Regions from separate parts of the Homo sapiens genome. Here all the other regions are linked to region 2. The links are chromatin contacts, found by Hi-C or POLR2A ChIA-PET in ENCODE. All regions are on one chromosome and are shown on one strand. The core of a region is the stretch at or near the end of the contact, and the rest is flanking DNA. Distances in the headings are between cores, read along the strand shown. Region 1 overlaps MOGAT1 (monoacylglycerol O-acyltransferase 1). Region 2 overlaps LOC105373903 (a long non-coding RNA gene). Region 3 has its middle 72 kb from the start of ACSL3.

Evidence for each region. A loop is a pair of places that touch in the nucleus more often than their neighbours do. ChIA-PET counts read pairs that join two places held with the same protein, here RNA polymerase II (POLR2A). Pooled maps may share reads with other maps.
Region 1: a loop to region 2 is called in a map of PC-9, with 5 times the contacts of the local background. The contact joins two enhancer-like sites. A Hi-C loop is called at or near these places in 23 of 168 maps with a recorded cell type or tissue (Caco-2, HepG2, PC-9 and 13 more), 2 of 37 single-sample maps with no recorded cell type and 20 of 50 pooled maps. POLR2A ChIA-PET finds 5 or more read pairs at or near these places in 9 of 52 experiments (A673, AG04450, H1 and 6 more).
Region 3: a map of PC-9 shows a loop between it and region 2 (7-fold over the local background). The contact joins two enhancer-like sites. A Hi-C loop is called at or near these places in 9 of 168 maps with a recorded cell type or tissue (Caco-2, HepG2, PC-9 and 6 more), 4 of 37 single-sample maps with no recorded cell type and 15 of 50 pooled maps. POLR2A ChIA-PET finds 5 or more read pairs at or near these places in 14 of 52 experiments (A549, AG04450, BJ and 11 more).

What each region holds. Positions count from the first base shown.
Region 1 is chr2:222,707,675-222,710,832 of GRCh38, reverse strand. MOGAT1 (monoacylglycerol O-acyltransferase 1) reads right to left here. Exons shown (of 6, transcript NM_058165.3): 6 at 903-1,097. The coding sequence ends at 943. Among named protein-coding and RNA genes, the nearest start is that of MOGAT1, 38 kb to the right of the region's middle. RefSeq lists enhancers at 1,009-1,303, 1,250-1,439, 1,249-1,543. Within about 2 kb of position 1,417, at least 21 of the 41 ENCODE cell types and tissues checked have a DNase peak (open chromatin) inside an H3K27ac peak, as active enhancers do.
Region 2 is chr2:222,755,315-222,758,109 of GRCh38, reverse strand. All of the region lies in intron 2 of LOC105373903 (a long non-coding RNA gene), which reads right to left. Among named protein-coding and RNA genes, the nearest start is that of MOGAT1, 85 kb to the right of the region's middle. Within about 2 kb of position 1,514, at least 2 of the 41 ENCODE cell types and tissues checked have a DNase peak (open chromatin) inside an H3K27ac peak, as active enhancers do; they include PC-9 and mammary epithelial cell, where a contact is called at or near this core.
Region 3 is chr2:222,787,831-222,791,027 of GRCh38, reverse strand. No RefSeq gene overlaps it. Among named protein-coding and RNA genes, the nearest start is that of ACSL3, 72 kb to the left of the region's middle. Within about 2 kb of position 1,412, at least 7 of the 41 ENCODE cell types and tissues checked have a DNase peak (open chromatin) inside an H3K27ac peak, as active enhancers do; they include PC-9 and mammary epithelial cell, where a contact is called at or near this core.

The sequences.
Region 1 (3,158 bases), core at 168-2,667, 47 kb after region 2:
TCCCATTTTGAAAATGGCAAAAAATCCTGCACTAGTATTTAAAAATTTGTTGTTGATATGACCAAAGGCTCAAACTATCTAAGTATTAAAAGTATCTTTATTCACTAACAAATGTCCTGTTCAAGCAGAAAAAAATATTTCCTCTAGCTGTATATGGCGAACTATTTTACACAGTGTCTCCCAAATGGGCTGGCTGTGAACAACAGTTGTCACATTTTGTGAAAACACCACCTTAAGTTATTGTGATGTTTAGTAAGAGGGTCTAATTATTATTATTATTATTATTATTATTATTATTATTTTAAGACAGAGTCTCACTCTGTCTCCCAGGTTGGAGTGCAATGGTGCGATCTCAGCTCATCGCAACCTCCACCTCCCAGGTTCAAGCGATTCTCCTTCCTCAGCCTCCCTTGTAGCCGGGATTACAGGTGCCCACCACAATGCCCAGCTAATTTTTGTATTTTTAGTAGAGTCGGGGTTTCACCATGTTGGCCAGGCTGGTCTCAAACTCCTGACCTCAAGTGACCTACCTGTCTCGGCCTCCCAAAATGCTGGGATTACAGGCGTGAGCCACTGTGCCCGGCCGGGTGTAATTACTTTTTGAAGCTTTCTTTTGTTTTTCAGAGCACATGAATAATTCTAAACTTGTTCATAACCTGTAAAATGATTTTGCCTTCATAGGCAAGGAAAATTATTAGATGTCTTATAGTCATCTCCAACCTTATCCTACAGTCATCTGTGTTTTTATTTACCACAGATACACCAACATTCATCGCCATAAATAATACTTTTCTGTTGCAAATTTGATGCCACAGGCAAAAGAAAAAAAATAAACGTCTTTAAAATATTTATTCTCACAATAGGATGGTCTCTTATCCTTCTTTATGCCTTATTACAGCCAAGTCATTTATTTTTATTTTTTAATTTTTTTTTATAGTCAAGTCATTTTAAAACAAGAGTCTCGTGCTCTGGAATGCCATACTTTCCTTTGTGTTCCTCAAACAATTTCCTAAGTTCCTCCATATAGGTCTGATGTAACTCCTCAATCTGCTCCTGGGTCGGGTTCAGAGTCTGACGAACAGGGATCGGGCGGCCAACTGCAAATCAGGGAATACATCATACGTGAGGAACTAAAACCACTCCACCACAGACCGCCGCCCCTAATGCACAGCTGTGAACACAACTGCCAATCAGAATCCCTCCAGCCTGCTCACTCCAATCCTTGTTTCCTTTCACTGGCTGCCTGCAGTGGTCACACCACTCCATCTGATAACAAATAAAGAACTTTCCTCCTCAGCAGACACTGGATTGTCGGGACCCTGGTGGTTTTGACTTTGAGTCAAATGAGCTACTGTGCTGACTGCAGCTGGGAGGTGAGTGGACATAGCTGTGTGTCCACGTCACCAGCTTCCTCCCTCTGGAACAGTTGACAGCCAGACCATAGTGCCCTGATTATTACTGACTGTGAATCCTCACGTCACGTGGCAGTCCTCTAGTCTGACTCTTCTTTTTGAGACAGAGTCTTACTCTGTCACCCAGGCTGGAGTGCAGTGGCACAGTCTCAGCTCACTGCGAACTCCGCCTCCCGAGTTCAAGCGATTCTCTTGCCTTAACCTCCCACTGAGTAGCTGGGATTACAGGCTCCCACCACCATGCCCGGCTAATTTTTTTTTTGTATTTTCAGTAGAGACGGGGTTTTGCCATGTTGGCCAGGCTGGTCTTGAACTCCTGACCTCAAGCTGGAATTACAAGGGTGAGCGACTGGCCAGGCCCAGTCTGCCTCTTTTGAGTGTCTTTCTAAACAATTAAAAAATACATATCTTCACAGCTAAGTATCTGTATTAGAGAAATACACATAAATGACGTGGATTCCATTGTTTGTAATAGCGGGTAACTGAAAAACAGCTAACGTCTCAATAGAAAAACTGTTAAATAAACCATGTAATAGTCATTCAATAGAATCCTAGGCAGAAATTTTTAAACAATGAAATAATATAAATATGTGTACACATACACAAATACACACAGATGTCTAAAATGTATTAAGTGGAAAAATAATTTGTAAAATAATACAGTATGATCCATTTTTGGAAAAAATGTTTATATTCCTAGAAGTATTATACGTTTTTAGTGCATGGAAAAAAGTCCGGAAAGAGAGAGAAACATAAAAGTTCCTTTTTGGTAAGGACGTAGGGATGGGGAAATTTCACTCTAACTGTGTTATATAAATTTTCTACAAATGAGAATGCATTTGTGTTTTTCCAAATACACTAATTAAAAACAAATCTGGCAACCTCTATACATATTTTAAAAGGTGTTTATATAACATCTCACTTGTCTCTGATTTTTAGAAAATACAAAAATTCCCATGGCTTTGGCTCTTGCACTCGCTGCGCCACCTGCTGGTCGGATGCTGCTACTGATGCCAAGGGTTGAAAATGTACAGGATGGCCGGGCGCAGTGTCTCACGCCTGTAATCCCAACACTTTGGGAGGCTGAGGCGGGTGGATCACCTGAGGTCAGGAGTTCGATACTAGCCTGACCAGCATGGCGAAACACCGTCTCTACTAAAAATACAAAAATTAGCCGGACGTGGTGGCGGGCACCTGTAATCCCAGCTACCCGGGAGGCTGAGGCAGGACAACCTCTAGAACCCAGGAGGCAGAGGTTGCAGTAAGACCGGATTGCGCCACTGCACTTTAGCCTGGGGGACAGAGCAAGACTCCGTCTCAAAACAAACAAGCAAACAAACAACAACAAAAAAAAGAAAATGTACAGGAAGTTCAATGAGGCAGCAAACTGCTGCCTCTGACCTCATTAGCTTGGGCATGAGGTCAGGTGGGCTCTAGGTAATGAATGGGACCCACAGTAGAGCGACCTTTGTCCTATCCTGAGTCATCCCATGTCACATACGAGGTTCTGATTCATGTCAGTAAGAGTAGGTGGTTAGCTAAGCAAAATATGAACAAATGTTAAGTCACAGAGAAGGAAGTGATAAATGACATCAGTATGGGAGCTGAGGGGGCACAGAGGACACACACACATACACACATCCTTACTGCAACATTAATATTCTCAAATTGCTAAGAATTTAACCACACATAGCCTTGAAAAGCTCATGTGGTTTTCTTTGATAGCTTGGATGTCACATTTATACA
Region 2 (2,795 bases), core at 265-2,764:
TAAAAAAAAATTTTTTTAGACATGGGATCTCACTATTTTGACCAGTCTCAAACTCCTAAGCTCAAGCAATCCTCCCACCTCAGCTCCCAAAGTGCTAAAGATCACAGGCATAAGCCACTGTGCCTGGTGAATAATGTTAAGCATAAAAAGGAAGAAAGCCAAATTAAAATATATTTGTAGGCCGGCCGGGCGTGGTGGCTCACGCCTGTAATCCCAGCACTTTGGGAGGCCGAGATGGACGGATCACGAGGTCAGGAGATCAAGACCATCCTGGCTAACACGGTGAAACCCCGTCTCTACTAAAAATACAAAAAAATTAGCTGGGTATGGTGGCGGGCACTTGTGGTCCCAGCTACTCGGGAGGCTGAGGCAAGAGAATGGCATGAACCCAGGAGGCGGAGCTTGTAGTGAGCCGAGATGGCGCCGCTGCACTCCAGCCTGGGCGACAGAGTGAGACTCTGCCTCAAAAAAAGAAAAAATACATATATATATATGGGATTAAAATATATATGCCATAGCAATTGCTGAACTGCCACCCTCTAGAATGGCTTCACCAAGGAGCATATCTTATTCTCTAATTCAATTGCGGAAGCAAATTCAACATTCAATAAACATTGACTACAGCTGTCTTCCAGCCGGGCCCTGTGCTATGCATCAGGGATTAAAATGCAAACCAAAAAGCATGCATGAGAAAAATTCATGAATCCCTACACTCATAGATCTCACAGTCCTGCAGGAGACTTTCAGCTTGTAATCAGCACCAAAATCAAGGTGGATGTACAGTCCTATAGAAACGAAGATATGAGAGAAGACATTCCATCTACCTGAGATTAGTCAGGAAAATACGTTGAAAAAGACGCTTAGAGTGAAGGCATGGAGGACTTTCCAGTAGCTTGCTAAGGGATGGAGGTGGGGGCAGACATTCCAAGGAGGAGTAGTCATATGAAGAGAGGCACATCTGCAGGACAGGGTGTGACTTTATGGATGACTATGCCCCAGGACAGTACTGATAGGAAATACTAAAATATGCCAGTGGTTACCCCTTGGCTCTGGGATTAGTGGTGAATCAATTTCAGCTTCATCATTCCCTGTCTTTTCCAAAATTTAAACAAATAGACTTAAGTTATTAAGGAAAATTATTGCAGTTGTTCTTTTGGTTTTGTGTGTGAATGGAGCATTTGGGAATATGGCTAGGAAGTAAAGAGGTCAAGATGCTGAGGGTGAGAAATGATTCTGAAATAGAGACTCTGGTTAGGGCAGCCTCAGAGTTCCCTGAGTTGAGGAGACTGGCCTCTGTCTGAGAACAATGGTTCTTAACGCTGGCTTAGGTGCTTGAAAATACAAATGCCCAGGCCTCACCCAGCCCAATGAACAGAGACTCTGGAGTGGGATTCAGTCCTGGTAATTCCCCCAGGGTAGGCTCTTAAGCAAAGGGCAGGTACGGACAGACATGGACACCCAGGAATGTGTGTGCAATAGTGAGAGATGCTGGAGGCTGAAAGGGGAGGAATGAGGCCAGGAGGGAAAGGGGCAGTGCTCAGAAGAGCAGCAGCCAGTGACATTTTGGGGCTATAAGAGGTAGAAATATGCCAGATGAAGGAGAGGGGAAAGGACATTCCAGGCAGAGAAAACACTGCACAAAGGCATGGAGGTTTACAGGAAGCAGGAAGCAATGTTTTGACCAGAGCAAGGTGCAGAGAGGACAGGAGGAGACGAGTAGGGTGAGGTTGATGACAGTGGGTTTAGTTTATTTTTAAAAAAATCTTTGCAGCTGGGTGTGATGGCTCATGCCTTTAGTCCCAGCTACTCAGAAGGCTAAGGCAGAAGAATTTCACTTGAGCCCAGGAGTTCAAGTCTGCAGTGAGCTATGATCACACCACTGCACTCCAGCCTGGGAGACAGAGTGAGACCTCATCTCAAAAAAAAAAAAAAAAAAAAAAAAAGAAGAAAGAAAGAAAAAAATCTTTGCTATTAAATCCTTAGCTTCTCAAGATAGATTTTCTTTTTTGCCACTCATCAGTTATGTGCATGGCTATTGAGTTATTACTGATTTTCAAATTATTTCATCTTTCAAGTTTCAGTTTTATGGATACTGCAGTTAGTTCTCATTGGCCAATGCTTATAGTCTATAATTTGCTTAATAGAGATAGGCTGTCACTCTGTTGCCCAGGCTGGAGTGCAATGGAGCGATCTTGGCTTACTGCAGCCTGGAACTACTGGCTCAAGTCATCCTCCCGCGTCAGCCTCTCAAGTAGTCAGGACTACAGGTGTGTGCCACCACACCTAGCTGATTTTTAATTTTTTTGTAGAGACAGGGTCTTGCTATGTTGCCCAGGCTGGTCTCAAATTCTTGGCCTCAAGTGATCCTCCCACTTTGGCCTCCCAAAGTGCTGGGATTACAGACTTGAGCCACTGGGTTTTGCCCATAATGTTAGTATTTAAAACAACAGAGTCTATTGGTCTAGAGCAGGGGTTTTCAGCCTCAGTATGGCCGGCTTTTTATGCTGCGTAATTCTTTTATGGTGGGGGACTGTCTTGTGTATTGCAGGATATTGAGCAGCATCACTGGCCTCTACCTACTAGATGCCAGTAACATCTACCCTCCACCCTCTTTCATGCCCATTCCCAGTTGTGATGATCAAAGGTCTCCAGTCAAGTGTCACTTGGGGACAAAATCGTGCCCCATCTTCAACTGAGAACTACTTGTCCAGAGATCTAGAGTCTAAATCTAGACTGATTCTTCTCAAATGTGCGTGCATATGAATTCCCTTGGGGATCTTGTTAAAGCGCATGTT
Region 3 (3,197 bases), core at 163-2,662, 33 kb before region 2:
TTTCTCTGTGTCCTAGGCTGGAGTGCAATGGCACGATCTCGGCTCACTGCAGCCTCCGCCTCCTGAGTTCAAGTGATTCTCCTACCTCAGCCTCCCGAGTAGTTGCGATTACAGACTTGCACCACCACACCAGGCTAATTTCTGTATTTTTAGTAGAGACGGGGTTTCACCATGTTGACCAGGCTAGTCTCAAACTCCTGACCTCAGGTGATCCTTCCTCCTCGGCCTCCCAAAGTGCTGGGATTACAGGCAGGAGCCACCGCACCTGGCCTAAATATAGTCACCTTCTGAGGTAGCTTGGCATATGAATTTTTCAGAGGACACAGCTTGGGCCACAGCAGGGGAAACAGCTAAGACTCAGACCAGTTTATTCCAATTCTATTATTTAAACAGTTCCTGTAGACAAATGCTGGGTCCCTCAAGGTCTCTTCCTCTTCTCCTTCTGCCTGCTCCTCTCCAACATGGCCTCTGGGGTTACTGGGGTGTATGTGGTTTATACCAGGGGTCCCCAACCCCTGGGCCTTGGACAAGACTGGTCCATGGCCTGTTAGGAACTGGGCTGCACAGCAGAAGGTGAACGATGGGCAAGTGAGCATTACCTTCTGAGCTCTGCTCCTGTCAGATCGGTGCCAGCACTAGATTCTCATAGGAGGCCAACACTATTGTGAACTGTGCACATCAGGGATCTAGGTTGTGTGCTCCTTATGAGAGTCTAATGCCTGATGAACTGGAGCAAGTTTCATCCTGAAGCCATTCCCCTGCCACCGTCTGTGGAAAAATTGTTTTCCATGAAACCAGTCCCTGTTGCCTAAAAGCTGGGGGACCGCTGGTTTACAGGACCGTGGGTTGAATGATGACCCATGCTTGTCTGCTGGATCCACACTGATCTCCACAGAGGGACTGGTCTCCTTCCTGGTCTGCTTGAGAGCTGAGATGTTCCTGATCCCATGGCTTTGAGGAAGATCCGCTGGTTCCTCTAGCTGGCACCTGTGGTGCTGGTATCCCTGGTCTTGGGATCCCCATCTGCTGACCCAGGCCCCTGCTGGTCCACTGCACACTCAGAACGGCCACGACCTCCCTTCCAAGCATACGAGGAGGTCTCATTCCTGTGTGTGCCAGGTTTTGGGGAAAAGGACCACTGCTTCAGGCTTACCTAGCCCCTGGCTTCTCACGGCACCTGCCCACCATCATCTCATGCCGAGTTACACAGTCCCAACTTACAGACCTGCAGCTTCAGTTCTCCTGGGGGCCTGAGATGCTCTGGTTCCCCCAGATCTAGCTGAGTCCTTCTCTCTCTCTTTCTCCTGTCACTCATCACACACATACACACACACACACACACACACACACACACACACACGCATGCACACACAGTGGCCCTCAGGCAGAAGCAGGTAGAAATCTTTGTTTGAACTTCTCTGCTTTCCCTTTTGCTCTCTTCTTCTACTTGCCAGATGTGGGTTTCACTTTCCCTTCATCATATCCTCCTAGCCATAAAAAGTGGAAAACAATGACATATTGGTTTTTAAAAGTTTTAAAAGTGAAAGGACTTCTTTTTTATTTTTAAGAAAGAAACTCCATTGTCCAGGCTTAGTTCTTGATACATAACTTTAATAACTAAGTTAGTAATCCTTGCTCTCACTCCTACACCCTCTCTCGAGTCTGACAGTCAAGCCTATGGTGTTGTTGCATTTGATGCAGTTTTTTTAATTTGAGTCAAATCTGAGAAGTAACTGAGTTGCTCTACTGAATATTTGCCTTTTACCTAAAGTCCTGAAATGTCTTGTTTCAGTGGGTGAGAAGCCCACGGGAAATAAAGTTTCTAGGAGATGAATTCATACTTCACAAGAGTATCTTCCTTACATTCATTTGTGAAGTCCATGTGTATATCCCAACTGGAACAGGATTCTGAGCTCTGACTGGTGCTTTTGCAATTGCATCCCTGCTTTAAAATGCTCCAGTGATGCGGCCTTTGACGGGTTACTTAAACTTTTGAAGCCTAATCTTCATCTGTAACATAGGGAAAATAATACCATACCAATAAAATTATTGCGACGATTACATAAAATAATGCTTGCAAGTCCCAGATACCTTGTCAGCATTCTATAAATATGAATAATTATTATGGAAAACAGCTACTCCACTGAACATGGTGGCTCACGCCTGTAATCCCAACTCTTTGGGAGGCCAAGGCTGGAGGATCACTTGAGCCCGTTGAGCCCAGGGGTTCGAGATCTCACCATGTTGCCTGGGAAACATAAGGAGATCCTGTCTCTACACATTTTGTTTTTTTACGAATTAGCCAGGCATGTGGTTCTTGCCCGTGGTCCCAGCTACTTGGGAGGCTGAGGGTGATATGGGAGGATCTCTTGAGCCCAGGTGATCAAAGCTGCAGTGAGCTGTGATTGTGCCATTGCACTCCAGCCTGGGTAATAGAGTGAGACCCTGTCTCAAAAAAAAAAAAAAAAAAAAAACAAAGAAAAGAAAAGAAAAAAAAAATCCCAGCTACTCAAAGCTCTTGCTTCTTAGGAGAGTTTAGAAGATGCAGCTGCGATTGGTAGCGCCTTGAAACAACTGTTCTGGCTCTCTTCCAGCAGCTTCCTAGAGGCTCAGGAATTGGAATTCTTGGTCACCCAAGCAGAGTTCGCCTCTGTTTACTGAGGTCCCCATGTGAATAAATGGAACAAAGTAATCTAGTCAAGGAACATGAGGGAGTGCCACACTATGAAGCCTGAGGCTAAATAACTGGGATGTGATCCTGTGGGGAAAGAATGTGACGCTGGATGGTGGGAAGTCAGGGGGGTTTCACGTCAGACATCAGGCACCTGATTGAGGCCGAAGGTTAGTGACAGCATGGGTTAGAATCTCCTGCCCACGGCCGGGCGCAGTGGCCCACGCCTGTAATTCCAGCACTTTGGGAGGCCGAGGCGGGCGGATCACCAGGTCAGGAGGTTGAGACCATCCTGACTAACACAGTGAAACCCCGTCTCTACTAAAAATGCAAAAAATTAGCCGGGCGTGGTGGCGGGCGCCTGTAGTCCCAGCTACTTGGCAGGCTGAGGCAGGAGAATGGAATGGGCCCAGGAGGTGGAGCTTGCAGTGAGCCGAGATCATGCCACTGCACTCCAGCCTGGGCCACAGAGCGAGACTCTGTCTCAAAAAAAAAAAAAAAAAGAATCCTAGAATCTCCTGCCCAC